2 separate regions of the Homo sapiens genome follow, and region 1 is linked to region 2. Evidence: read pairs that join two places in POLR2A ChIA-PET (ENCODE). Cell type or tissue: GM12878. All regions are shown on one strand.

Region 1 (2,500 bases), 110 kb before region 2:
CAGGCACGTGCTGCCACGCCAGGCTAATTTTTGTATTTTTAGTAGAGATGGGGTTTCACCATGTTGGTCAGGCTGGTCTCGAACTTCTGAGCTCAGGCAATCCGCCTGCCTGGGCCTTCCAAAGTGCTGAAATTACAGGCGTGAGCCACTACACCCAGCCTCCATCCTTGTTGATTTAATTACTAATATCCGTAATAGTCATTGTTTTTTGAAACACATTAGAAGAGGAAGATGGGCCGGACGTGGTGGCTCATGCCTATAATCCCAGCACTTTGGGAGGCTGAGGTGGGAGGATCACTTGAGCTCAGGAGTTTGAGACCAGCTTAGGCAATATAGTGAGACCCTGTCTCTATTACTGAAAAAACAGTTTTTAAATTTAAAAAATGAAGAAGAAAAAATGTGATACCATGGTCCCTTATAGTGGAAAAGAAGAAGGTGAATGAGCTTTAATGATTGAGGGAAGCCCAAACTAGTTTGTTTTCTGTTTTCAAACCAGTTTTTAATTTCTTGTTTCCATTCTGAACCTAGCCTTTTAACATTTAAGATAGAATGTTGGGGCTGGGTTCGATGGCTCACACCTGTAATCCCAGCACTTTGGGATGCCAAGGTGGGTGGATCACTTGAGGTCAGGAGTTCGAGACCCGCCTGACCAACATGGTGAGACCCTGTCTCTACTAAAAATACGAAAATTAGCTGTGCGTGGTGGTGGGCTTCTGTAATCCCAGCTACTTGGGAGGCTGAGGCAGGAGAATCACTTGAACCTGGGAGGTGGAGGTTGCAGTGAGCTGACATTGCGCCATTGCACTCCAGCCTGGGTAACGAGCGAACTACATCTCAAAAAAAAAAAAAAAAAAAAGAGAATGTTGGAACTAGAAGGATTCTTAAAATTCTTTAGTCTGGTTTCCTTATCTTCCCAATAGGAAACTGAGGTAAAATTGTGACTTGCCTAGTTATTTATTAACTTGGAGAGCCTATGAGGGCTTGCCTGATCTGAACCTTAGAAGGTGGATGTTTGGCCTTTGGTTTGGCTTTTTCCTCGCTAGGCTCGTGCTTAGGTACCTTGGACTTTTTTTTAATTATAGTTGCTTTTTTTCCCCCTGGGAACTAGAAATAGGGGCTGTATCTAACTAAAGTGTTTTGATTTTAGTGCGGATGAGGTTCGCAGAAAATCTCTGGTTCTCAAGTTTCCTAAACAGCAGCTTCCTCCAAAGAAGAAACGGCGAGTTGGAACCACTGTTCACTGTGACTATTTGAATGTGAGTATGTGCATTGCTTCCTTCTGATTAGGTAGGTTATCATTGATTCCCCAGCCCTGTATGCCACAGCTCTGACAGCCTTAGATTCTCCAGTTGCCTTGCCCTGAGAATTATTTGTACTGTTCATTATAAGATTTCTAAAATATGTTTGTCTAGTTAGAGAAAGTGGATTTTTTTTTTTTTTTTTGAGACGGAATCTCACTCTGTCGCCCAGGCTGAAGTGCAGTGGCACAGTCTCGGCTCACTGCAACCTCCACCTCCCAGGTTCAAGCAATTCTCCTGCCCCAGCCTCCCAAGTAGCTGGGATTACAGGTGCACACCACCACACCCAGCTAATTTTTGTATTTTTAGTAGAGATGGGGTTTTGCCTTATTGACCAGGCTGGTCTTGAACTCCTGACCTCAGGTAATCCACTCGCTTTGGCCTCCCAAAGTGCTGGGATTACAGTGAGCCACCGTGCTCGGCAGATTTTTTTTTTTTTTTTTTTTTGAGACAGAGTCTCGCTCTGTTACCCAGGCTGGAGTGCAATGGTGTGATCTTGGCTCACTGCACCCTTTGCCTCCCAGGTTCAAGTGATCCTCCTACCTCAGCCTCCTGAGTAGTTCAGATTACAGGCACATGCCACCACACCCAGCTAATTTTTGTATTTTTAGTAGAGACGGGGCTTCACCATGTTGCCCAGGCTGGTGTTGAACTCTTGGCCTCAAGTGGTCCACCCACCTCAGCCTCCCAAAGTGCTGGGATTACAGGTGTGAGCTACTGTGCCTGGACAGAATGTGGATTTTTTTTGGTCTGAGGAAGCATTCTGATTTCACATTTCTCCTTAGAGACCTCATAAGTCCATCCACCGGCGCCGCACAGACCCTATGGTGACGCTGTCGTCCATCTTGGAGTCTATCATCAATGACATGAGAGATCTTCCAAATGTGAGTTCATTGCATTGGATATCTATAGTAGGGATGTCAAGGCCTTTTGTTCTGTCTGTGATTTCCAATAGAGGGCAGTAATCTGTAGATTTAGGTAACTGGAATGCCTAATTTTTAGGGAGTTAGTTTTTTTTGTTTGTTTGTTTTTTTAAGCAGTTTAGTAGAGGAAACAGACGTGCTCCATCTAGAAAGATTCCTTTCAGTGTTGATAGCCAGGTAGATAGGTAAGATGTGAAAGTCTTCAGGAATTGGCTCTGGCAACTGTTATTTGCTGATGTATGGTTCTGGCCCTTGTTTGCAGACATACCCTTTCCACAC
Region 2 (2,500 bases):
ACAGGGGGATGGGTGGACCTTGAACAGGAAGATGGAATGGAGATAGGGATGGATGTAAATGCAGTGTTGCTTGTAGTCGTTCCACTGAGGCTGAAGACCCTGTATTTCTAGTGGCACTGATTTGTATTGTTTTGTAGGGTAGAAACATCCAGATGAAGAAGGGGAGAAGAGTGGTTAGCTGTACCCACCCAACGTTAGAGGTCTGTGGGGCTGGTGTGGTAGACAGGGATGAAAGGGAATTGAGGGTGCTGGTGACAGAGTAGTTCAGAGAGTCAAGCATGGGGTTAAGAAAGGTTGAGGCCAGGCATGGTGGCTCATGCCTATAATTCCAGCACTTTGGGAGGCCAAAGCAGGAGGATGACTTGAAGCCAGGAGTTCGAGACCAGCCTGGGCAACATAGTGAGACCCCATCTATAAAAACTTCTTTTTTTTAAATTAGCCAGGTGAGGTGGTGCATGCCTGTGAGAGGTGAAGCCAGCTGGACTTCCTGGGTTGAGTGGGGACTTGGAGAACTCTTCTATCTAGCTAAAGGATTGTAAATGCACCAATCAGCACTCTGTAAAAATGCACCAATCAGCGCTCTGTGTCTAGCTAAAGGATTGTAAATGCACCAACCAGCACTCTGTAAAATGGACCAATCAGCAGGATGTGGGTGGGGACAAATAAGGGAATAAAAGCTGGCCACACCCAGCCAGCAGCAGCAACCCGCTCAGGTCCCCTTCCATACTGTAGAAGCTTTGATCTTTTGCTCTTCACAATACATCTTGCTGCTGCTCACTCTTTAGGTCCGCACCACCTTTAAGAGCTGTAACACTCACCGTGAAGGTCCACGGCTTCATTCTTGAAGTCAGCGAGACCAAGAACCCACCAGAAGGAACGAATTCCGGACATACCTGTAGTTCTAGCTACCCGGGAAGCTGAAGTGGGAGGATTGCTTGAGCCCAGGAGTTCAAGGCTGCAGTGAGCTAGGATTGTGCCTTTGCACTCTAGCCTGGGTGGTAGAGTGAGATCCCTGTCTCAGAAAAGCAAACAAACAAACAAACAAACAAAACAAAAACCATTGAGAGGGGAAGGAAAAGAGGCCAGGAGGGACTGACAGACTGGGAGAAAAAAGAGGGCTTAAAGGACTAGAGGAGTCCATAAGAGGTTAAAAAACTAAACCAAAAAAAAAAAAAAAAAAAAACCCTCACATGTAGGCGGGGGCCTGAGGGAGCAGAAAGGAGAGGGCGCTGTGGTTCATATGAAACACTGGGGTTATAGATGTTAGAGGTGAGCAGTTCCAGACCACAATAAACTTCAAGATCTGGTGCTTTGTGTGTGGCTGAAGTGCAACAGAGAAGGTAATTGAGAGAGTCAAGGAAATGAGAAGTTGCTGATTGTGTCATCTTCATAGACAATGAGATCCCCTCGTAAAAGAGTCAGGAATTAAGAGTCGGGAGGGAGATGATGGGCCACATGCCAGTATCTTTACTTAAAAAGAGGAGAGTGAAGGATATGTAAGAATTTGCTAGGCAGACTGGGATGGAGGGGATGGCCATTCTAGCTAGAGGGAGGAGACTGGGAAAAGGCATGGTTGGAAGTGTGAAACAGCCTGATCTTTTTAGGGAACTAAAACCAGTATCAGTGACGCTAAGTGTGAGTACAGGAATGTGGCAGCAGATGAGACTGGATTAGTAGGCAGAGCTGACATATGGAGGGCCTTGTGCACTAAACCAAATGATGCAGAGCCACTGAGGGGTTTTAAGCTGAGTATTGACTTAATTCTGGTTTGTATTTTAGATTTTCTAAGGTCAAGTGTGGAAAATTAGATTCAGGTAGGAATAGAGCCCCAGAGACCAGTTACAGGGCTGTTGCAATTGCCCAAGCCAGGATGAGGGGCGTGGCACTGGCAGTGGAGTTGGAGGATGAATTCCAGAGCTATTTTGATATCCCACATGTGTTCTTGCAGCTCTACACCCTTTCACCTATTTTCAGCATGCAATGTGAGGCCTGGTAGGTTTTTCCGTTCAGTTTATGCTCTTTAATGTCCCAGCTCTTCACCCCAGAGGCAGCCTTCAGACCTTTGAGGATGGGGTCCTTATCACTAATATCTCTGCTATGCCCACTCCATAGGGCAGGGGATGAAATTATCCAAAGCTTTTTGGTCTCAGCTAATTTACTTTTCTTTACTTGCTTTTGTTTCTCTCTACCAAATCCTTCAGTTAATCTGAGGCAAGAATTTCATACCTTGAACATTATGGAATCAGGTTATTTCTTTTTCAGTGCTCTGTTGCCTAGAGGTTCGTATGTGACAAATTGAAAGGGCTAATACTATATATGAAAGTTACACTCAGTATATGAAACCGACAGACCCTCTCCCCCATCCCCCACTTAGCACTCTCCCCACTTTTTCAGGGTTACTCATTGCTGTTTGTAGTAGGCAAAATTCTAAGATGATCCCCAATATTCCCTCATCCCGGTGTATACATACTTTCTCCCTGTTACTTAGTCAAACATGAAT

Evidence for each region. Peaks named below come from ENCODE experiments on the same cell type or tissue, not always from the same donor. Only the 100,000 strongest peaks of a DNase experiment are listed, where the experiment ranks them.
Region 1: POLR2A ChIA-PET joins it to region 2 with 8 read pairs; 2 of 35 experiments call an interaction of 5 or more read pairs at or near these places.

Annotation. Positions count from the first base shown.
Region 1 is chrX:71,405,491-71,407,990 of GRCh38, forward strand. It overlaps TAF1 (TATA-box binding protein associated factor 1), which reads left to right. Exons shown (of 38, transcript NM_004606.5): 26 at 1,148-1,256; 27 at 2,084-2,182; 28 at 2,484-2,500. Among named protein-coding and RNA genes, the nearest start is that of TAF1, 40 kb to the left of the region's middle. In GM12878, no CTCF peak of the experiment used is centred here; no DNase peak of the experiment used is centred here.
Region 2 is chrX:71,513,302-71,515,801 of GRCh38, forward strand. It overlaps a transcript of TAF1 not described here. Among named protein-coding and RNA genes, the nearest start is that of OGT, 19 kb to the right of the region's middle. In GM12878, a CTCF peak has its summit at 1,217; DNase peaks (open chromatin) are centred at 1,300 and 1,606; H3K27ac peaks cover 1,440 bases.